2 separate regions of the Homo sapiens genome follow, and region 1 is linked to region 2. A link is a loop called in an ENCODE intact Hi-C map of the cell type or tissue named here. Cell type or tissue: OCI-LY7. All regions are shown on one strand. Each heading gives the region's core, and the rest is flanking DNA. Links, peaks and the distances in the headings are about the cores only. Region 1 has its middle 65 kb from the start of NPIPB3. Region 2 overlaps LOC105371125 (a long non-coding RNA gene).

Evidence for each region. Peaks named below come from ENCODE experiments on the same cell type or tissue, not always from the same donor. Only the 100,000 strongest peaks of a DNase experiment are listed, where the experiment ranks them.
Region 1: a loop joins it to region 2, with 9 times the contacts of the local background. A loop is called at or near these places in 4 of 110 quality-filtered maps.

Annotation. Positions count from the first base shown.
Region 1 is chr16:21,353,915-21,366,234 of GRCh38, reverse strand. It overlaps the pseudogene SNX29P1. Among named protein-coding and RNA genes, the nearest start is that of NPIPB3, 65 kb to the left of the region's middle. RefSeq lists silencers at 5,699-5,768, 6,333-6,627 and enhancers at 5,496-6,134, 6,399-6,498, 6,135-6,774, 11,556-12,056. In OCI-LY7, for the core only: no CTCF peak of the experiment used is centred there; DNase peaks (open chromatin) are centred at 5,954, 7,648, 7,885, 9,773 and 6 weaker places; H3K4me3 peaks cover 2,208 bases; H3K27ac peaks cover 8,000 bases.
Region 2 is chr16:21,293,777-21,306,096 of GRCh38, reverse strand. LOC105371125 (a long non-coding RNA gene) reads right to left here. Exons shown (of 3, transcript XR_950905.3): 3 at 12,138-12,320. It also overlaps a transcript of CRYM not described here and the pseudogene ABCA15P. Among named protein-coding and RNA genes, the nearest start is that of CRYM, 22 kb to the right of the region's middle. RefSeq lists an enhancer at 3,121-3,709 and silencers at 4,152-4,411, 9,735-10,029. In OCI-LY7, for the core only: CTCF peaks have their summits at 4,086, 4,286, 4,486 and 5,380 (motif pointing right); DNase peaks (open chromatin) are centred at 2,996, 4,296, 4,606 and 5,296; H3K4me3 peaks cover 2,994 bases; H3K27ac peaks cover 2,489 bases.

The DNA of each region.
Region 1 (12,320 bases), core at 2,003-10,002, 60 kb before region 2:
CGGTTGCTCATGCCTGTAATTGCAGCACTTTGGGAGGCCGAGGCAGGCGGATCACGAGGTCAGGGGTTCGAGACCAGCCTGGCCAACATAGTGAAACCACGTCTCTACTAAAAATACAAAAATTAGCCGGGCATGGTGGCGCCTGCCTATAGTCCCAGCTACTTGGGAGGCTGAGGCAGGAGAATCACTTGAACCCAGGAGGCAGAGGTTGTGGTGAGCTGAGATAGCGCTACTTACTGTACTCTAGCAAACTGGGCAACAGAGCAAGGCTCCATCAAAAAAAAGAAGAAGAAGGAAATTCTGACACATACTACAACACGGACGATCCTTGAAGATGTTATGCTAAATAAAGCCAGACAAAAAAAGAACAAATATTGCATGATTCCATTGGTACAAGGAACCTAAAGTAGTAGAATGCACTGAGGCAGAAAGTAGAATGCTGGCTGCCAGAGGCAGGGGTCTGGAGGGAGTGAGTGTTACTGTTTAACGAGTACACAGTTTCAGTTTGTAAAAATGGAAAGGTTCTGAGATGAATGGTGGTAATGATTACTGTATGACATGTGAATGTACATTAAGTACACTCACACTGAATTGTACACTTCAAATGGCTGAAATGGTAAATTTCATTATGTATATTTTACCAGTTTTTTTTGTTCGTTTTGTTTTGTTTTGTTTTGAGATGGAGTCTCACTCTGTTGCCCAGGCTGGAGTGCAGTGCCACGATCTCGGCTCACTGCAAGCTCCGCCTCCCGGGTTCATGCCATTCTCCAGCCTCAGCCTCCCAAGTAGCTGGGACTATAGGCACCCGCCACCACGCCCGGCTAATTTTTTGTATTTTTAGTAGAGATGGGTTTCACCGTGTTAGCTAGGATGGTCTCAATCTCCTGACCTCATGATCCACCCGCCTCAGCCTCCCAAAGTGCTGGGATTACAGGCATGAGCCACCATGCCCGGCCATATTTTTTTTTAAGAGAGAATAGAAGTTTGGCCAGTAGGAGCTTGGGTGAGAGCTGGGGAAGGAAGGAAGGTAGCAGAAGGGAAAGAACTGCCAGACTTGAAGAGTTTCAAGACAATAGAAACCAGGAGAGCTGTTCAAAATACAGGATTGGGCCAGGAACAGCGGCTAACGCCTGTAATCCCAGCACTTTGGGAGGCTGAGGCAGGTGGATCACATGAGGCCAGGAGTTCGAGACCAGCCTAGCCAACATGAGGAAAACCCATCTCTGCCAAAAATACAAAAATTAGGCAGCATGGTGGTACACACCTGTAGTGCCAGCTACTCAGGAGGCCAAGACATGAGAATCACTTGAACCCAGAAGGCAGAGGCTACAATGAGCCGAGATCGCACCACTGCACTCTAGCCTGGGCAACAGAGCAAGACACTGTCTCAAAAAAAACAAACAAACAAACAAAAAAAACAGAACTGAATCATCTAAATTACTGAGAGGCACCAAGCAAAGCACAGGCAGTGGCACTGAAGGCCCTGCCCCACACAGGATCTGGCATTAGTGCTTTAGCTGCTGAATTATGGAGAGGTCTCAAGAGTCCCAAGGCAGGGGTGTGGCAGGAGGGGAGCTTGTGGGACTCAGGCCATCATTTATTTGCAAACTGGATGAAAGAGTTGTGATGTTGGACCTGCCGCTGCCTGTCAGCCCTGGCGTACGGCACGGCATAAGAGGTAGAACAGAGACAGACACAGCCAGCACCGAAGAGAGCCCAAGAAGCCATATCAAGCACTCGATACTTTGTCCCAATTCTACAAGAGACCCATGGAAGAGCTTTAAGTTAGTGGGTTACGGGGAATAAGTGGGGGAGTGGGATGGTAATTAAAGAAGACCACTCCATGATATGCAAAGTGCATCAGAGCTGATCAAGACTGAAGGCAGGAAAACACAAGTCGGGGAGAAAGAAGAGAACTCACTGATGATGGAGGAAACGCGAGTGGCTCAGGGACCCATGTGAGAGACAGAAAACAGTGCTCTTTGTGGGACTGGTTTTGGGGCAGAGGAAAGGGAGAAGGAGAAGGCTGGGAGGAAGCCCAAGAGCTGTCCAGGGGACCTGGGTAAAGGGCAGAGCCATTTACTAAGCAAGAAACACAGGAACACATATGGATGAAGATCAGAATTCAGTTTTGGAGACTGACAAGCCCGTGCTGTACACCAAATAGAGACATTCATGAGACAGAGTTTGAGGAAGTGCTCCGGGCTGTGGGTATGACTAAGAATGACAGGCACATACAGAGCAACTTCACCAAGGAATCCAAACAGTATGCATAGAAACAAGAGCCAACAATGAATCCAAGGATGAATAATATTTGAGGGTATGGAAGTGATATGCCAACAAGGATCAGAAAAGAAGAAAGTGTGCCAATAGGCTATGGCATCACAGAAAGCAAGGGAAGCCAGTGTTTCAAAGTCAGAAGATCCTCGATGCCCAAGGCTGCCCAACAGAAAGGGAAGATTAGGCTTCAATTTTACAGGCAGCTCAGCAACAGTAACTGTGTCTCTGGTATATTCTGAATGGCCCCGATCACCTTGTAATTGACTGCCAATCCATAACCTGATGATGATATATCAGTGATTAAAAGAACATCAAATTCCAGCCGGGCGTGGCGGCTCATGCCTGTAATCCCAGCACTTTGGGAAGCCGAGGTTGGCGGATTACCTGAAGTCAGGAGTTCGAGACCAGCCTGGCCAACATGGTGAAACTCCATCGCTACTAAAAATACAAAAATTAGCCAGGCATGGTGGCACACAGCTATAGTCCCAGCTACTCAGGTGGCTGAGGCTGGAGAACCACTTGCACCTGGGAGGCAGAGGTCACAGTGAGCTGAGATCATGCCACTGCACTCCAGACTGGGCAACAGAGTGAGGCTCCATCTAAAAAAAAAAAAAATCAAATTCCAAGGTCATGCCATCAAATGCATCAAACGCCAGTAACGACAGTGGTTCTTTCTCCTTTCCCAAGTGGAATGGAAAATAATTCATTTTTCCATACTGTATTCTGTACTGGCTACTTGGGTTTCCAGTGGCTACAAAGACAGCAAGCCAAGTCTGTGTAGAGCTCTGGGTTGCTTTTCATTAACTTTTGCTTTGTTCCTTAAAAATTAATCACTTTCCCTGTAGCAAACTGTAGTGATCCTGGTATATGGTACCTCAGGAACCATGAAATACAGTACTGCACGCAATGAATAATGCCCTTCCTTCCAACCAAGATGTATTTGTTTAGTGAACATAATTTTATTGAACAACCTGTGTAGTGGCAGACACTATGCTAGGTGTCAAGAGAAAGTAAACACGGTGTCCTGCTTTCAAAAAAGCATGCTACTTTGTGGGATATACAGAAAACTGAATATGGTGTGACAATGAGGGGGTAAAGTGGAATCTCCTGTCCTTTGTTCTGTAAGACAAAGGCAGTCAAGCTTGTCTTTTTTTTTTTTTTTTTTTTTTTTTTTTTTTTTTTTTTGAGATGGCATCTCGCTCTGTCGCCCAGGCTGGAGTGCAGTGGCACGATCTCAGCTCACTGCAACCTCAGTCTCCCGGGTTCAAACAATTCTCCTGCCTCAGCCTCCCAAGTAGCTGCAATTACAAGCGGGCACCACCATGCCCAGCTAATGAGCTAAGCTAGTTTGGTCTTTTCCCTGCTTGTCATTTGCAGGAGGCTGCTCAGCACATCCTCATCAGCAGAAAACAGCCAGAGACTGCCCTTTCGTTCATCTCATCACCATACCGGTATAGCACTCTCCCTAAGACAGAGAGGGGCGGCCAGAACGAGAAGGCTGGAGATGCCTTGCAAATGTGTTGGTGGTTCTTTGATTACCAGGGCCAAGCAACAAAAAGATAAGAATTCTAGTCCTGATGGGAACAAAAAGAGCCATTCTTTGTGGCCAAAAGGTCAGCGCCTTAAGAAGGGATGACATGGAGGAAGAGGTTCAAAGTTGAAAGGGTGGTGGGAGAGGAGGGTAAGTGGTTAAACATTTATTAGGTGTTAGGAACTAAAGCAGCTGCTTCAAATGAGGTTCTCACTGAATCCCCCTGACAAACCCTCAAGCTAGGCGAGACTATCGCCTTCGCAAGTGAAAAAAACGAAGGCTCAGAGGGAACTTTCCCCGAGGCCATTCAGACTCACCCTAGCAGTCTGACTTCAAAGCCAGGGTTGCTTCTGCCTTGCTGGATGTAAGTGCCCAGCTGCCAGCTGCCCTTGGCTGGATGGAAGTGGACCAAGAACCTCATGGCTTACTCACACCAATTCCTCTAAGGTCATTCCCCCAAAGGCAGATAAGATATAAACAAGAAGAAGTATGAGGGCCCAGGAAGCCTGAGGGCAGGTGGCCCTGAGAAAAGCTAAATCCCTGCAAAGCTCCTCACCCAGCCTGTAACACTAAGTCACTCATACACAGGGACTCAGGGAGGCGTCCGGGAGACGGGAAGCTGCAGAGACATAATCCAGGACACAGGAGGTAGCCAAAGCCATTGGCAGTGATTTCTATGAGGACTGAAGTAGTCCCTGATGCTGGCTTTTCTCAGACTGGATCCCTCCGTCCCTGGCTGTTGAAGGAGCACAGAAGCATGGCAGAAAATTCAACAGGGACAGGAATCCTTTTTTTTTTTTTTTTTTTTTTTTTTGGTGAGACGGAGTCTCTCTCTGTCACCCAGGCTGGAGTGCAGTGGCACGATCTCAGCTCACTGCAACCTCCGCCTCCCGGGTTCAAGCAATTCTAAATGTGAGTCACCATGCCTGGCTCCAACAGATCTTTTTTTTAAAAAAAATTATTAAAATTATTTTATTGATACATAATATTTGTACATATTTATAGGGTACCTGTGGTACTTTGATACATGCCTAGAATGTGTAATGACTTTCAACAGATCTTTGCTTCTTTTTTTCTTTCTTTGGGCAGTCTCCGGGGGCTAGAGTAGGCTCAGGCTCCTAGATCTTTGATTCATTTCTGAAAATGAGTAACTGGTGAAATAAACAAGAAACAAAGATCTAGGAGCCTCTCTGAACTTACCCTAGCCCCGGGAGACTGCTCAAAGAAAGAAAAAAAAAAAGCAAACATCTGTTCAAAGTCATTACACATTCTAGGCATGTATCAAAATATCACAAGTACCAAGGCCAGGCACAGTGGCTCACACCTATAATCCCAGCACTTTGGAAGGCCGAAGTGAGCAGATCACAAGGTCAGGAGTTCGAGACCAGCCTGGCCAACATGGTGAAACCTGTCTCTACTAAAAATACACAAATTAGCCGGGCATGGTGGTGGGCACCTGTAATCCCAGCTACTCGGGAGGCTGAGGCAGGAGAATCACCTGAACCCAGGAAGCGGAGGTTGCATTGAGCCAAGAAGGTGCCATTGCACTCCAGGCTGGGCAACAGAGCAAGACTCCATCTCAAAAATATAAAAATTAAAAACATTTTTAAAAAATTTAAAAAAGAACATAAACAATGCCAACTCCCACCCAAGACTGCACGAGCTCACAGCTCCCTAAGATCACTAGAGCACGTCCATGTTACGCTCAGTATTTCTTTACCAAACCATTTAATTCACGTGAAAGAATGAACTTTGTAGTCCAGATTGCTTTACAGCGATGAGGTTCAGATGATCTGTTTTAAAAGGTTCAGTCCTGGTCATCATTTTCACAAGACAAAACTTCCTAGTTAATTAACTAATGCTTTGAGTACACAGTTTTAAAACAGTATCTCTAAAATCACACACACACACACACACACACACACACACACACACACATTCCACACATGCAAAAGGCAGAAGTGAAAGGCCCACCTCCGCGTCAGGAGGCTCTAAGGGCCGCAGTCCAGTGACTTCACTCAAATGAGCAGCTGTTACTCCTCGTACGTATACAGGGTAAAGCTTCTGTCTGCAGACCACAGCCTGCCTACTCACCACCTGGGTGCCAGTGCCTGTGTGGTCAGTTTTTGAGGATTTGCACCGCCCCTCCCTGAGTGCTGGAGTGTGGACGGCACCTGCCAAGGGCAGCCCAGAGGCTGGTGAGTGCCACGTGGGCCGTGTGCACCCAGCAAAGCCCACCAACTTCCTGAGCAGGTGCTGCTGCCACCCCACCGCAGTGAAGAGGGCACTGAAGCACGAGGAAGCGACACTGCCGCATCCCAAGACGACAGACACTGAGGGAGCGGCCGCCCTGAGACTGGGACCCATGGCAACTCTCCCACCCCCACACATCCAGTTATCTCCCAAAAGATCTGCCAACCACAGCTGGGCCCTCATCTGTGGCCAAGAAGAGTATTTGAGGAGGTGGCCTCAGGGAGAAGAAAGGTGCTGTGGTCAGGGTGGCACCACACCTCCAATTCTCCACTTTACTCACAGGCTCCCCCACCTCTGGCTGGTCTGAGTGCCCGGCATAGCAGGGCTCTGTGGGGGGTGAGGGGAGTGCTTCTCTGCCGGGAATGAATGAGGGAGTCCAGCATGTTTTGTTCGACAGGTGCTGCAGAGGGAAGAAAGGTCCTTCCTGTTGCTGGAAGAGCCTGGGCTCTGGCCCCCAAGGGTTGCTCCTGCTGAGGCCCCTTGGCACAGCCCAGCGCAACTGAAGCGTTCCTTTGGCCCCGGCCTCTCCTGCAAGAAACGCTCAAATGCATGCACGGATAACTCGGTCAGAGGCTTGTGGATGGCGTAGAGGGGCATGGACAGCCGCAGCAAACATCGAGCCATCTTCCATTCCATGCCTAACATATGACCAACAGAAGGCCAGCCATGCCAAAAACCTGACTGCAGTTCTCAGGAAAACTTCATTCTAATGCCCAAGTGACACGGATAATCCTAATTTTCCTGATCTAGATGAAAAGCAGGGAAACTTCACTCTAATGCCCAAGTGACACGGATAATCCTAATTTTCCTGATCTAGATGAAAAGCCCTGAGAAGCACGCTAAACATTTTTTTAACTAGCACATTTATAATCATTTTTCTTAGATTGAATGTGATTTTTTAAAAAGCTTCCCAATTCAAGAACAATTATCTTTTGATTTATCAAAATATGAGAGGAAGAATATTAATATTTGCAGTGTAAACTTTATATAGTTGTAAATTTTTTTTTTTTTGAGAGGGAGTCTCGCTCTGTCGCCCAGGCTGGAGTGCAGTGCCGCGATCTCAGCTCACTGCAAGCTCTGCCTCCCGGGTTCAAGCCATTCTCCTGCCTCAGCCTTCCGAGTAGCTGGGACTACAGGCGCCCGCCACCATGCCCAGCTAATTTTTTGTATTTTTAGTAGAGATGGGGTTTCACTGTGTTAGCCAGCATGGTCTCGATCTCCTGACCTCGTGATCCACCCACTTCGGCCTCCCAAAGTGCTGGGATTACAGGCGTGAGCCACCGTGCCCGGCCTATATAGTTGTAAATTTTTAAAAATTACTTAATTACACAGATGCAGTGGTGCACACCTATAGTCCCAGCTACTCAATTACAACTTTTAGAACTACAAACTCTTACGAAAGAGACATTAGCGATCATCTATTCCAGTATTTTTCAAAGTGTGGGTTGCAAAATCAATGCAATGTGTCATAGCCAGTTTTCAAAGAGACAAAAAGGAAGAGAAACAGAAAAGCAGAACAGAAAACAGAATAAAAAATATTAGTGCAATCAGCACACAGTAATACCATTCTGTGGACCTGTTCGGACCGTGTAAGTGCACACACGTGAGTGAGGGAGGAGGGCTCTGGAACCACAATGGAAAGCTGCCTTCTCGCTGTGGCCTGTTGTCCTGTGGACCTGTTCCGACTGTGTGTGTGCACACGCATGAGTGAGAGAGGAGGGTTCTAGAACCGCGATGGAAAGCTGCTTCCTGCTGTGGCTTGCGCAGATGCTGGTAGAGTCCAGCCATGCAGCTCGCGTGCACTCATCACTCCAGAGGCAGCATCGCCGCAGAATGCGAGTTCACCTTTATAGGGAGTCTGCCCAGGTCACGCAGCACTGGCTCAGGGTACCCACGGCAGCAAAGCAGCTGCACCAAGATGCGGGTATGACCAACCAGCGGTTCCCCTGCCAGCCCCCTGAAGTGGCCAACTGGTCTATCCACCTCATGCAAAAGTTCCCATGACCTCATAAAAAACCCATCAATTTTCATTTAAAATGCACTCAAAAATAAAGTCATCCACCTCCCTGCAAATTTCAATCCTTACAACTCTTAATTTTTAAGGGCTTTTTTTGTTTTTCAGAATCTTCTGAAAATCTGCACCAAATTAAAGATTCTATTATCCTTACCACTAACTGAAAATTGAAATTCCTTAGACAATAAATTATTTTACACTCCTGGCACCATCTGTCTGAACGTACTCTCTCGCTCTGTGAATCGCTGGCACACCAGACTGCCTCTCCCTGCTCCAGGGAATTTCAGGGAATTCCAGATGCCCCTGATTCTGGTCTAATTTACCATACAAGGCCTGTCCTCTACTCAAACCAATTCTGCAATCCCTTAAGTTAACCATATGGGCAATACAATAACACCTCTACTTAAATCATTCCGAATTTCTGCTATGATATCATTTGATCTTCATGCCCAGGGCAGCAAATAATTAATTTCAAATACTCACTGAGCAACAAAGCCAACACTAGGGGATTGTCCAGTAAAGGAAAATGCTGCCCGGATGCCTCACACCCCCAGTGAGGCAGGGACAAAAGAAATCAGCACAGTGTATTCAGCTGATGAAGGAGCCATTTCTCCACAACTCCACTCTCAACGAAGAAGCACCCAGAACACAGCCACAAATGCATCTAAACAGCCAAAGACCCAGGCTCAGCTCTACACAGCTCACCCGAAGGAGCTACCCATGCCTGGAGCCATGACCAGAACCAGCCACTGCATTTTAATTTCAACTCCAACAGCAGTGGCTGTTTGGCTTCCCTGGAAGGCAGCAGATTAGGTGCATGATGAGGACGCGGTGGAGGGCAGGAGGCGAGGAGGGCAGCACACGTCCACACACACACAGGGGCTCAGCTCTACAAAGCCCGAGACTGAGACTCTCACTTAGGCACCTCCCACAGTGAACTGAATGCTTGTTCTTATGTAAAGTTGTTATTCAGGAGGAAAGATAATACACAACCTTTGAAACCAGCCAAAGTGGTTCCAAATAATTTTTTAAGTATTTTAATTTTTTGAAAAACCATTGAATTGTACACTTCATTTATTTTGAGACAGGGTCTTGCTCTGTTGCCCAGGCTGGAATGCAGTGGCACAATCATGGCTCACCGCAGCCTGGGTCTCCTGGGCTCAAGCAATCCTCCTGCCTCAGCCTCATGAGTAGCTTGGGACTACAAGTGCATGCCACCAGATGTGGCTAATTTTTTTTTTTTCTGTAGAGACAGGGTCTTGCTATGTTGCCCAGGCTGGCATCAAACTCCTGGGCTCAAGCGATCCTCCCACCTCTGCCTCCCCAAAGTACTGGGATTACAGATGTGAGCCAGCACAAAACATTTTTTTTTTAAAGATTCAGCTGCAATTTCAATGTCAGTGTTCTAAGAAAGCCCTTCACCTCTTCTTCCCTCTCCCTCACCTCTTCTTCCCTCTCCCAGTCAGCGATGCTGGAACACTGGGGCACGACAGCATGTGCACCTAGAGGTCAAAAAGAACAATAAAGACAGAGATAGCACTGGAGTGGAAACTAGTCATCACGGCTGGGCAGCTGGCAAAGCAGAGGCCACAGGGGCCCAGAGCTGAGAGGAAGTGAGCGCTCCTGGAGGGGAGGCTGAGACACAGCGCTGGAGAGCACGGCTCGGGGAAGAGGAAGCGGGCACCATGCAGCCAGTGCGTCCCCACACATGTGCACCCACCACCATCCCCTGAACCTTGTCTTCCCAAATGGCTCTTTATGAAGCCTCTGGTGCTCCACCAATCTTTCCAAACTTCTTGCCCACATTTGGGATGCACCATCCGCTACTGCTACCCCCCAACACTGGTCACAGGAGGCTGAGCACCGGGGGCTCCATCCGACCTCACTGGACCTGGGTGCCCATGGCCTCCAGCCTTGCACAGGCAGTCACCCTCCCCATGGCTGTGCCATTCGCTGTCCTGAGGCCTTGGTGCAGGTGGCTCTCCCGACCCCTCCTACTGTGTCTCTCACCCTCCTACTGTGTCTCCCACCCTCCTACTGCATCTCCCATGCTCCTACTGCATCTCTCACCCTCCTACTGCATCTCCCACCCTCCTACTGTGTCTCTCAGGCTCTGTGGCTCTTGCGCACTCCCAGTGTGCCCAACAGGGCCTGAAATGGACTCTAATCAGCATTCCTTAGTGCAGGCTCACGCTCACCTGAAGAGCACCTGTCAGCAGACAGCCTCAGCCAGGGGAGCCCTCCCAGAGTCAACGAACAGCTGTGAGTCCCACCCTGCCTGCAACCCAGCACCAGATGTAAGCGCACACCACAACTGTCGGCAAAGAAGCCAGAGAATGCGGGGGTCGTGGGCTACAGGGAAAGGAGGCCAAGGCAGCCCTCCTGGAACCTCAGTATCAGAGCAGACAGAGACATAATGGCAGAAAGAGCGTGAGACGGGGCATTCCATCTCTCAGCAAGGAAGAAAAGCAAGGCTGCTATGGACATGAAACTGACCACATAGCTTCAAATCAGGCGATTCTTCATATTTTCTACTCAGACAGCAAATGGCAACTGTGGGATGTGACTAGAATCTCTCAATATTTAATTTGAAGAAAACATGACTCAAAAAGAATGGTCCCCTGGCAGCAGGTGCCACAGGGTCACACCAACGCAGCACAATGGCACTTCCCAGCACCGCAGCCACCAAGGTCCTCCTGGAACTGACATTGCTGCTGGCCGCAGACGTGGCCTCAAACCCGTCGCCCCAGCAGCAATCCACAAGCACAGCGCACATCCCTCCCTCCGTGGAACTAAGAATGGAGGCTATTTTCAGAGAAGCTGTCCACTAATTCTGAAAATAATCAATTAACTACAAGAAGTAATAGCAACAATCATCTCAGAAGTGGAATAGGAGGAGAACAGCAACAAGTGTGAGCCCAGCACAAGGAAAGGGGGTGGTGTGCAGGATGTGGGGTGCAGGGCGCAGGGCACAGGCCCCAGCCCCAGGATGGAAAACGGACGGCCGGAAGAGGGGAGGCCTGGCCACCCTCCCAAGAGGATTTCTAGCTGCTCTGTCAGATTCTGAGTCTACTGCCACATAACCACTCCTAAATGACAGTTGGAACTAGGGAATCAGAAGGGAATACTAAGCCAATCCTCAGTGATCTAGGAACTTAAAGCAGCCGCGTCCATTTCTTTGTGTTCTCTTACTCCAGTTGGGGTGCTGTTCCTCGCCTTCCCCCAACTACCTGGAACAAGCGTGGGCTGCAGGGTCTCCCGTCAATCAAGCCAGTGCTCACACCAGGGCAGGCCAAGGGCCTCTGGGACAGGACGGGGAGCTGAGCCATCTGCAGTGTCACATGAAGGATGCTTCTGAGATCAAGTCTGGCTGGAGAAGAGAGAGCCCTAGACCTGCATGCACTATCCTCCTGTGGGCATGGGGGTGGGGAGGAGAGGGAATGGGCCGTGTGTCCCCCGCACTGCTCGGGGCTTCTGTAGGCAATGGGGATGGGGAGGAGAGTGAATGGGCCATGTGACCGCCCCCACAGCTCAGGGCTTCTGTAGGCACGGGGACGGGGAGGAGAGCGAATGGGCCGTGTGTCCCCCGCACTGCTCGGGGCTTCTGTAGGCAATGGGGACGGGGAGGAGAGCGAATGGGCTGTGTGACCCCCACCACGGCTTGGGGCTTCTTAGCCCAGTCAACAACATCGAGGTGAGTGGGCTTCTCTGTGCTTTCTGAAACATCCTTCTGTCTCCCAAACGTGTGGCCAGCCCGGAGGACAAAGCCTGCATGAGCAGGGTGTAGCTCAGCAGGAATGAGAACTGGCCAAATGATGGGAAAAAAAAAGAATTTCCACAAATGGAAAATGAGGGGGTTCACTACACAGATTTACCAGAAAAGGCAGCTTCAGTTGAACACAGCGGTTTCTTTAAATCACACAGCAGTTTCCTTCCCAAGAGAAGCAGGGACCGTGTACCAAGATTCCGCCCGTTACCCTGAGTGCAGCACCGGCCTCTCCTGAAGCCGTCTTTGATTTGAGGTCCCAGAAATGTGACCGATAATAGGAATCAGGAGCGTATGAGAGTTCACAAGGGGAAAAAAAAAAGGTGATTTATAAATTATTATTTGTTTCACATAAAAAGTGGTAGTACGGCAGCTTTATTCATTCTGCGGTGAGGCCACTTAGAGACAGTGGGAACTCGGAGGGGCCACGGAAGAGGCGGGAATGAGCAGCAGTTGCGACCCTGCTTGCAGTGCAA
Region 2 (12,320 bases), core at 1,559-9,558:
GCACCAACTTTACCTCATACTAGGAACAAGAAATTAACTCGAGATGGGTCACAGACCTAAATGAAGGAAGCTAAAAGTACAAATTTAAAAGAAAACAGGAGGAATGAATAAAATGAAGAAACTTAGGAGAAAATCTCTGTTACCTTCAAGGGGGTAGGGATTTCTTACTTTGCATACCCAAGGTATGAGCCATAAAGGAAAAATTGGTAAATTAAACTCCATTAAAATACAAAAAAAAAAATGTACTCTTGTAAAGATACTGCTAAGGAAACAGAAATGCAAGTGGAGAAAGAAAATATTCATAATACATATCTAATAAAGAATTTTATTCACAATAGGTATTTATTCACAATACATATCTGATAAAAAATACAAAAAAAATTAGCCAGGTGTGGTGGCACATGCCTGTAACCTTAGCTACTCAGGAGGCTGGGGTGGGAGGATTGCTTGAACCTGGGAGGCAGAGGTTGCAGTGAGCTGAGATCACACCACTGCACTCCAGCCTGGGCAAACAGAATACGTAAAGAATTCATACAAAACTACAGGGGCAGAAAACAGACCAGCAGTTGTCGAGGTCTAGGCATGGGAGGATTTCACAAAGGGGTACAAGGAAGACAAAGTAAGATACCCAAAATAGTATCTTCTGCATGATTCCATTCATATAAAGGTATAGGCAAAAATGACATCAATGGTTATAGGGGAGGGGTTTGTGATTGATTAGGAAAGGGCAAGAGGGAATTTTCTGGTGTTACAGAAATGTTCTGTGTCTTGATTAGGTGTGCACATTCTTTGAAACTGATCAAACTGTCACTCAAAATCTGAGCACTTCATTTCATGTAAACTGTATCTCAATAGAAAAACATTTTAGAAATCATTACAATTGCTATATACTGGATACAGACAATAATCTTAAACTACCCAGTGGTGGGGATGGTATCTTGTTCTCCTTTGTCTCTCAAACACCATGGAGCTTAGTGCATTGTGCATTGTTTTATATAAAGCACACGGCCCTGCAAATCTCAATTAATACATGATTAATTTTTTTTTTTTTTTGAGATGGAGTTTTGCTCTTGTTGCCCAGGCTGGAGTGCAATGGCGCGATCTCGTCTCACTGCAACCTTCACCTCCCGGGTTCAAGCGATTGTCCTGCCTCAGCCTCCCAAGTAGCTGGGATTACAGGTGCGTGCCATCACGCCTGGCTAATTTTTTGTGTTTTTAGTAGAGATGGGGTTTAACCATGTTGTTGAGGCTGGTCTCAAACTCCTGACCTCAGGTGATCCAACTGCCTTGGCTTCCCAAAGTGCTGGGATTACTGGCATGAAATACATGACGAATCTTAATCAAAATGGCAGAGCAGGTGTTTGGCTGATGTGGTGATGGGGTAAAATCAATTTGTGATTCATACAGCCTTCCAACTTCACAACTATGCCATTCTTAAAGGATTTTTCATGGAAGGGGGCTTCACATCAGGTGCTTACTCCTTAGTGCAGCTGATCAATACACTCAATACATGTCTGCAAACTTTAAAGGAATTTATGCAGCAGATCCAAGTCTTAAAGGCTATTTAAAAAAAAAGCAAACAAACCTAGAAACAAAGTTCATAAAGCAAAACCATAGCAAAACAAAGATTCAGGCAGAAAGATGTTCATGATAACACTGGAAAACAGTAAGATCAAATGAAAACAGAAAGAATGATTACATAAATCATGCCAATACCTTCAATAAAATCCTGTTCCTCTGTTACAAAGAAGGGATAGATATAGATACACTGTCATGAGAGGATAATATACTACTAAGGTAGAAAAAGTAAACTGCAAAATATTATACATGATATAAACACATTGTTTGGAAAAATATATATGTAGAGAAAAGAAGTACATGTACAGAAAAGAAAAATGGTAGAAGATCTGTTGATAGTATGTCCTCAGGAGGTGGAAAATGGGGGACTTACACATTTTACAAATTGTATGTCTATAGAGTTTGAATTTTATGTAATGTACCTGTATTGTTTTTCTAATTAACTCTTCAGGTGGGGGAACAGGTAAACCTGTGAAGAAGGAATCATCTGAAACACTCTCCCACTAACTTTTTTCTCTTGCTCTTTTAGTGGGTAATGTTTTGGAATATTAACCATAAGTTTTCAATTCAGTACCATCCCTCATTCAATCTTTTATTTTTTGGTCTCGGGGAAGACAGAGCAATACTTAATACCTACAAAGACAATGGCCAGTTCTTTCAGTTGACCCTTTCCAGGGTAAAACAACGGATTGGAAATAATGCACAATAAGGAAATGCCGAAGCCCGGCTCCTCAGCATCATCCCATCCCTTTCACTATTCCCAAAATAGATTTGGGGGATCTTATAGCGCAAGAGTCCTGACTCCAAAACAGCCTGGCCAGGAATAAGTACACATCAACATCCTGGTCCTAAATATGAAACACCCCCCACCCTTATCCCTCATAACTTGGATGCAACCCTTGTAAGGGAAAAGGAGGGTTGGAAGGAGCATGAACCTAAAATGCCTGAAAATTATTAGGGCAACCTGCCAAACTGTAGTCGCAAAAGAACAAATAGTTATTGGAAATTAAGCAATTACATGGTTCATAGCCCTGAATTATTAGAATTAAATTTATACTTACTATTTAATTTCAGCTCCTTTTCTAAAAAGCACTGAACTGCTTTAACTGAAACACTGTAATTTTCTTAATTGTACTTAAATATGTTTCTTTTCTTTTAAATTTTCTGCCTACTTTGCATAAAATGAGGTAGCCAAGACCACCTTAAAGTTCTCAGCTTGACTTGAAAAGGCTTTTTCCTGACTCTAGGCCCAAAACTTTCTTTTCTTAGAGCATGATATGGTTTGACTCTGTGTCCACACCCAAATCTCATCTTGTAGCTCCCATAATTCCCACGTGTTATGGGAGGGACCCTGTGAGTGATGACTGAATCATGGGGATGGGTTGTTCCCGTGCTCTTCTCATGATAGTGAGTAAGTCTCATAAGAACTGATGGTTTTCAAATGGGGAGTTTCCCTGCACAAGCTTTCTTGTCTGCCACTATGTGAGATATACCTTTCACCTTCTGCCGTGATTGTGAGGCCTCCTCAGCCACGTGGAACTGTAAGTCCAATAAACCTCTTTCTTTTGTAAATTGCCCAGTCTTGGGTATGTCTTTATCAGCAGTGTGAAAACAGATTAATACAGAGCATTTTCTTTAGAAAGCTTTTCACTGTAAATTCTTTCTCTGTCTTGAGATATCTGTAACTCTTTTTAATAGCCTCTTACTAGTTTTACAAACCAGAATCATCTTTGTCAAGGACCTGGGAGCCATTCCTTTGAAATGCAATCATCAAGGAAGACGGTCCCCCTATCTCCCAGTTTCTGTGGGAGGGTAGGAGCCTAACTTCCCTGAGAGCCAATTAGCAAACACAGCTGGCCTAATCACGGAGGAAACACTTGTAAACTCAGCAAACAACTCAGTATGCTTCCGACAGCCCTCCAGCACCTTTCTACTCTCATCCTAGAGCTTAAAAACCCTGCCCCACTTTGTTTCAGCAGAGTTAGTTTAGACTGAGTTCTGGTCTCTCTTCCCTAGGACAACAGCTTTGCATAAAGTATTCCTTACATATGTGACTTTCTCTGGTGTAATTTATGCTTTCACAAAGGAAAACTAAGACAAATTAAACTACCTATAATCACTGAACTTCCACAGCCCCTTCTGCCATTTATGGAACACTTAACATGTTCTCGCAATGTAAGTATCAGGACTGCCCTCTGAGTTGGATACAATAGCATCCTTTCCTCTTATAGTTATTTTCAGATATAAGCCTTAGGAAATGGAGGCTTAGAGAAACCAAGCAATTTGCCATAGGTCACAGCAAATAAATTCTGGACTAGTCAGGACTAGGGACAAGGCATTTGCCTCCAAAGTCAGTGCGTTCAAGCACTTTGCATAGCCAATATAAAATTCCTAACAGTGCTTCTATTTGATTTGATTGTGTGTATGTGTGTGTGGGTGTGTGTGTGTTGGCGGGGGGATGAGGAAGTCTCTGGAGGATTTATATGCGTGAGTTTTGTTTGGGGGTCGCCCTTTTGGGCTCTGCGCGCCCATCGCGGCTAGCGGGTGGGCCTCCCGGGCGTCGGGGAGCAGCTGCAAGCGCAGGGGGACGCCGGCAGAAGAAGGACGCGCCAGGACTCCCTAGCACGCACCCTCAGGCCTCGCCGCTGCCGCCTCCGCCTCCGCCGCTGAAGGGCGCGCGTCCACCCGGCGGGACTCCTCCTCCCAACGCCCTCCCCAACCACCAGCCGCCCGCGGGCAGGTTGGCAGCCTGGCCCTCGCGCGGACCCGGCCGGGAGCTGGCTGCACTAGGGCTGGGGGCGCGCAGTGCGCGGAGCGGTAGGAGTCAGCGGTGCGGAAGGCAGGAGGTGCGGGTGAAGCTGTCGGCGGTGCTCGAGGGGAGCACGCAAGAACCTCCTCAGTCCCTCTTCCGCACGTGCGCCCACGAGTGTAGTCCCCAGTTTGTTCCACCTATTATCCCGCAGCTCCAGTGCGCCCCACCTGTTGCCTCACCAGCCCAACGTTACTTCTTCCCTGCTTCCTCGCCAGCCCGTCTGGGGGCGGAGACCTCACCCACCGCCCCACCCACCTCGTCTCATGCTCCCACCCACCTCGTCCCATGCGCACACCCATCTCGTCCCTTGCGCTCACCCACCTCGTCCCATGCGCCCTACCCTATGCCCCAAGTCCCTGAAAGGGCCCCACCTAGGTACCCTTTTGGGTCGTCTTCAGGTTCTTTGCCTTGTCGACCCTCCTGGACGACCCCACATTTCTCCGCCTCTCGCGGGCTTCTCTCTCCCTCGTGTGCCATGGTCACCTTCAGCTGGCCCAGCCGCTGATGACAGAAGTTTAAGAAGATTCATGAGCCGCTGCTCCTCAGGGTCTACTGGAGTTTAGCAGATAACTTCCCAAAGGCCCGGGGTCCTGCAAACCCCTCATGCGGGCCACCCAAAAGATTCCGTCCTGGAGCAGACCCCGCGCCACGCGCGCTGTACTCGCGTTCCTTTTTCCAGCCAGCGCAGCCCTGCGGCTTCTGTCCGGGACGGTTCTGCGCGTGGGACGCCCAGCCCGCTTCATCTGCGCCCGCTGCCTTTACCCGCCAGCCACTCCGGCGTTTCCACCTCCGTGTATTTCTCATGCTCCCCACGTTCTATAATGCTTGCTCCTCTTGGCGCGCCCCACCCCAATTCTCGCATCCAGTGTGGCTTCCTGTTTAGAATCGCAGCTTCTGATTGGATCACAGGCCAAATTCACTCTTCCCTGCAATGCCGGATACGACTTGCTCCAGCTCCGAAGTTAAGCTTTGTCAGGAGAGGGCGCAAGAGGAACACTGCAGGACAAGGAGTTCTCTTCCTGGTTGGGGAAAAATCCAGGACTGTATAGAACATCCTCCGCCCCAAACTGGGAAAGGAGCCAACAGACCAAAGAATGACTCAGACCAGTCCAGCTTGATGAGTAGATGAGTTTATTGGGACTCACGTGTAGGGCATTTCTTTTTTTTTTCTTTTTCTGTTTTTTTTTTTTTTTTAAGAGGGAATCTCATGGCACCTCGTTTTCATCATCACTGGATGATTTCTCTGGGTTAGCAAAGGTCAGGAAGACTTGTTCCAGTGTGATCTGACAGAATAGTCTTCTAAATCAAATTGCTCTTTAGCTTGCTCCAAAATGCCAAACACCTTTAACAACAGCAATAAAAACACAGTTACCATTGCAATCTCCCCTTCAGCCCCCAACTCAGATGAGCCTCTCCTCCACTCCCCCACTCCTATCAAGTGTATGTTGGAGGACAAAAGGCACAGAAGGGTGAGGTGAGAAGGCGGAAGAACAGAGAATTGAGAAAGTGAGAGGAGGCCATCTCTTGATGGACATGGACTAATAGTCGGATTTAGGGGAAGAAATCAAGGCAATTAAACTCTAGGGGTGTTTGGAAAGTAACCTAACGCTGCTGCTCCTCCCAACAATGCCAGGCTCCCATTCCAAATGCCCGAATCCCAAATACTCCCCACCATTAGTGCTCTCTTACTTAACATGCAATGTTACAAGGGCAAGATTTCTACCATCACCTTTCCCCAGTCCTTGCTGGGAATGTAGCAGTTAAGGATCCCTTGGTTCTTGTGTTTTAAGACACTACTCAAGAAAGGATAATAGGACCGGTGAATAATCTTACACACTTAATTTGAAATCACCAAAATATTGCTACATTTACTTAACTATATACTTGAAGGGGTGGATAGAGGAGGTTAATACAAAAGGCAATATGACCTGCTAACCCAATCTCTTTGGTATCCATGATATAGTTAATGGTTTCGGCAGATTTATTCCTCATGAACTAGTCTTATTATGTGGAGTTCATAGCAATGATTGAGGGTACAAATATTAGCCAGTTCACCTGCCCAATGTAAAACACCTGAGCCTTCTAAAAGTCTAATGTGGTCAGGTGCAGTGGCTCACGCCTGTAATCCCAGCACTTCGGGAGGCCAAGGCGAGCGGATCACCTGAGGTCAGGAGTTTGGGACCAGCCTGGCCAACATGGCGAAACCCTGTCTCTACTAAAAATAGAAAAATTAGCCGAGCAGTGGTGGTGCACTCCTGTAATGCAAGCTACTCGGGAGGCTGAGACAGGAGAATCGCTTCAACCCAAGAAGCAGAGGTTGCAGTGAGCTGAGATCACGCCACTCAACTCCAACCTGGGTGACAGAGTGAGACTCTGTTTCAAAAAGTAAAAAAAAAATTAAAAAAAAAAACTAAAAGCCTAATGTTGCTACGAGACTTTATTCCTAAACGCAGTGCTGAGAATCTGAACCAGGATGTTTTCCTCCCGGCAGTGTGTGGGCAGGTACAGTGTGTTTGGTGGGGAGGACAACAGGAATAATCACAATAAGAACAAGATTAATAACAATAAGGATTAATCATAATAAGAATAATCATAGTAAGAATAGCCTCACGTGTGAAACAGGAAATCACATATAAATCACCAAAGTCAGGCCACTTGTTCTAGTTTCTTATACAGGTGAGTAATGATCCACTGGTGGAGTAGGAGGAAAGAGGGTGGTGTCTATTCCTAATTTAGAATAAACATTTGTATTTACACTTTTATTGCATATTTGTAGATTATAGCAAATGAAATTAACTGGGATTAAAAATGTTTGAAAAAACACATGTTTGTAACAGTGTGGGATTTTTCTTAATGTTAGTCTTAAAGCATGTATTGCCTTCATGATCACACAAATAAATATGAGATATTTCAAACATCGAGCTTAATGAATTATTTAAAGCAAATACACACAAAACCACCCTATCCAGGTCAAGTAATAATAACCCATACATTCCCATGGGCTATTTCCCAGCTTCTGTCCTCTATAAAAAGTATCCATTGCTTTTATTGTTATTTGAGCAATTCCCTAACAGTTCCCTTTTTATCATTTTATCTACACATGCACCCCTAAAATTGTGATTTCAATTTTTCTACTTCTGAACTTTATATGAATGGAATCATCCAGTATTCATTCCTTTCTTTCTGCTTCACTCAATATTATGTTTGGAAACTTCACTCATGTTGCATGTAATTATAATTCATCATTTTCCTTTCTGCACAGTAATCTGGTATATGAATGTTGTATATTTCCCATTTGTTTACTAATAGAGACATGCGGGTTGTTTTTAGTGTTTGACTTTTGTGAATATAACTTATTTGAATATTATTTTACGTATCTCTTGGGAGAAGTGGATGCAAGTATCTCGGGTATATACCTAAAGGTAGAATTTTTGGGTCATTGCTTTTTGTAAAATTGGTTAAGCCAACTTTAGCTTTCCCTTGGAGGTACACAGAACTGGTGAATATCCCTTTCACTCTTCACATAAGGAAAGGCTGGACAAACTGCAAATTAATAGCTTTTATTTAACCTATCAGTTCTCTGATTGGGCAAATACTGGACAAACACCTAACTCAGCATCATGGGAGAGACAGGTGCCTGCAGGGAGCAACAGGACAAGCATCTACTTATACAAGGCAGACACTGAAAATGATATATCAATTGGTAAGAAGATTTAAACATTTTTTAATGCATTGCTAAAGGCCAAGTATTGGTCTAGCATGAGAACATAAAGATCATTCTTTTATTTTTAACCTCTGTGATACAGTTTGCTTTAGTTGTGTTTCTTACATACCGCAGAGTTGGATTTTGCTTGTTAGCCAATCTGAAAAATATTTTTTTCATCTAGTCAGAGAATTAAGCCTTTCTATGTTTACTGAGAGGACCAATATGTTCTATAGAAGTTCTCCCACACTGTTCTGTAATTACATGTCAATGGAAATACACATATCTACATACATGCATAAGACACTCACATGGCACATATCCCCACTCTGGTTGGTTCTATTTATTGTTATATTCATGATACAGAAACATTTATGCATTTTTAAAATATGTATCAATTATGTTATATTTTATCACACAGATACCTTTCATTTAGCCCAAATTTTAGAGGCACATATAGTCAATGCCCACCATTAGTTCTTACACACAAGCTCTGCCAATCAATTTTTAGTTAATGGGAATTTTTTTCATTTGTATATTCTTCAGGAAGAGCTAATAGAAACAGCATTCCTTGTGTTCATGAGTCTTTGTGACTCTTTTCTCTTTTTTTTAGATGGAGTTTTGCTCTTGTTGCCCAGGCTGGAGTGCGATGGTGAGATCTCAGTTCTCTGTAACCTCTGCCTCCCGGATCAAGCAATGGTCATGCCTCAGCCTCCCGAGTAGCTTGGATTACATGCATGTGCCACCATGCCCGGCTAATTTTTCGTATTTTTAGTAGAGATGGGGTTTCACCATGTTGACCGGGCTGGTCTCGAACTCCTGACCTCAGGTGATCACCTGCCTTGGCCTCCCAAAGTGCTGGGATTACAGGCGTGAGCCACCGCGCCTGGCCTTTTGTGACTTTTAATCTTGAAGGTCACTTCGACTGGAGGTAAAAACCTTGCTTGTGTTTTTCTTTCATTGAATATCTTTATTTATTTTTCATTTTTATTTTTAGAGACGGAGTCTTGCTCTGTCGCCCAGGCTGGAGTCGGTGGCGCGATCTCGGCTCACTGCAAGCTCCACCTCCCAGGTTCACACCATTCTCCTGCCTCAGCCTCCTGAGTAGCTAGGACTACAAGTGTCTGCCACCATGCCCGGCTAATTTTTGTATTTTTAGTAGAGACGGGGTTTCACCGTGTTAGCCAGGATGGTCTCGATCTCCTGACCTCATGATCCGCCCGCCTCAGCCTCCCAAAGTGCTGGGATTACAGGCGTGAGCCCCCGGCCTCAGTGAGTATCTTAAACATCTGACTTGCTCTCCTGGCATAAGACCTTCTTGTTACAAAATCTGCACTCGATCTGACTTTTTCTATTATAAAATGCTTGTCTTTTTTGTCTACATATATAAAAGTCCCTGCCCCATTTTATTATTAAAGTGAAGTAGTTTATTAGAATATTCCTTGGTGTTAGTGATTAGGGGTCAGTTTTTTCAGGTATACTGGTTGCCCTTTCAATGAGTAGATTTGTGTTCTTTTATTTCAGGAAATTTTCTTGAATGATAGGTTTTAGTATTTGTTCTGTGGTTTTGCTTTTTATCTTTGTGGACTGCTTTCATAATTGTTTTGAATTGATATTGCCTTATTTCTCCCTGACAAGTTCTCATCTATATTTCCATTTGATTGTTTTTCTATTTTTCTCTTTTCCAATCTCCATTTCCCTTACACTTTCCACACTATTAGCTCTTGAAAAGTAAGTGTTTCTTAAATGTTTACTTAAAAAACTCCAGCTGGGTGCAGTGACTCACACGTTTAATCCCAACACTTTGGGAGGCCAAGGCGGGTGGATCACTCGAGGTCAAGAGTTGGAGACCAGCCTGACCAATATGGTGAAACCCTGTCTCTACTAAAAATACAAAAATTAGCTGGACATGGTGGAAAATGGTCTTTTACTTATGATATTTTTCTATGGAGTTCAATTATAATCTTTTAATTTGTTCATGTTTTAGTGAGATGAATTTTCTTATGGTTTTGGAAATAGTTTCATATATAGGAGATGGGGTGCAACAAAATAACTTTCTTTTTTTTTTTTTAGACGGAGTCTTGATCTGTCTTGCCCAGGCTGAAGTGCAGTGGCATGATCTCGGCTCACTGCAGCCTCCATCTCCTGGGTTCAAGCGATTCTCCTCCCTCAGCCTCTCAAGTAGCTGGGACTATAGGCATGTGCCACCACACCCAGCTAATTTTGTATTTTTAGTAAAGACAGAGTTTCACCATGTTGGCCAGGCTGGTCTCAAACTCCTGACCTCAGGTGATCTGCCCACCTCGGCCTCCCAAAGTGCTGAGATTATAGACGTGAACCACCACATCTGGCCTAATTTTCTTTTTTGATATTACAAATAACTTTATACCATTGTATTACTATAGTTAACAATTTAAGTGAAATGGACGAATTCCTTGAAAAGCACAACATACAAAACTGACATAAAAAGAACTACCTATTCCAAAACCCCATCAAAAAGTGAGCAAGGGATATGACAGACACTTCTAAAAAGAAGACATTTATGAAGCCAACAAACACATAAAAAAAAGCTCAACATCACTGATCATTAGAGAAATGCAAATCAAAACCATAATGAGATACCATTTCATGCCAGTCAGAATGGAGATTATTAAAAAGTCAAGAAACCACAGATGCTGGCAAGGCTGTGGAGAAATAGGAAAAAACACTTTTACGCTGTTGGTGAGAATTTAAATTCGTTCAACCACTGTGGAAGACAGTGTGGTGATTCCTCAAGGATCTAGAACCAGAAATGCCATTTGACCCTGCTATCTCATTACTGGGCATACACCCAAAGGAATACACATCATTCTACTGTAAAGACACATGCACATGTATGTTTATCGCAGCACTATTTGCAATAGCAAAGACGTGGAACCAACCCAAATGTCCATCAGTGATAGACTGGATAAAGAAAATGTGGTGCATATATACCATGGAATACTATGCAGCCATAAAAAGAATGAAATCAGCACGGTGTGGTGGTTCACGCCTATAATCTCAGCACTTTGGGAGGCTGAGGTGGGTGGATTGCGAGGTCAGGAGATCGAGACCATCCTGGCCAACATGGTGAAACCCTGTCTCTACTAAAAATACAAAAAAATTAGCTGGGCGTGGTGGTGTGTGCCTGTAGTCCCAGCTACTTGGGAGGCTGAGGCAGAAGAATGGTGTGAACCCAGGAGGTGGAGGTTGCAGTGAGTCGAGATCGCGCCACTGTACTCCAGCATGGGCAACAGAGCAAGACTGTCTCAAAAAAAAAAGAAAAAAAAAAAAAAAGGAATGAGATCATGTCCTTTGCAGGGACATGGATGAAGCTGAAAACCAACATTCTCAGCAAACTAACACAGGAACAGAAAACCGAACACTGCATGTTCTCACTCATAAGTGGGAGTTGAACAGTGAGAACACATGGGCACAGGGAGGGGAACATCAGACACTGAGACCTGTCAGGGGGTGGCGGGGAAGGAGAGGGAGAGCATTAGGACAAATACCTAATGCACATGGGGCTTAAAACCTAGATGATAGGTTGATAGGTGCAGCAAACCACCATGGCACATGTATACCTATGTAATAAACCTGCACATTCTGCACATGTATCCCGGAACTTAAAGTAAATTTAAAAAAATAATAATAATTTGCGAATAAATTCTGCTCCGCACCCTCCAGAGCCAGGGAAAACGGTCCAAAACTGGGACTGCAGACTACTCCTGCTTCAAGACCACGACCACTCCTGTGCCAGGGAGGGAGAGGGGCAAGGGCGTGTAAAATCATCACAAAACTATCCACTGTTTTGAAGTGACTTTTTTATTGGTTCAGTATTCATTTGGTTGCTATAAACTTTTGATTGTTTTCCATAGTCCTGACAAAATTGGTTCAGACAGTTTCTGCTAATTTTTGAAGCTTTTGTGAGATGGTAATGAGAAGTTATGCGTATTCTACCTTTTTGCTGACAAATTGTTCTCCAGTTTCCCGTATATTGATACTTAGTTACTATTTCCCTCTGCTTTGTGGTTAGTTTCCTTTGGCAGGTGAGGGACAGGAATTTTCATCAATTGAAGTATTTTGATATTCTTCTGTTTCCTTCTTATGGCATATTAAATTGATTATCTGAACCAACAATAACAAGTGATTTAATGGATGAATGGTAATATTTTGATTAGTTTGTAAGCTTCTTAGTACATATTCATC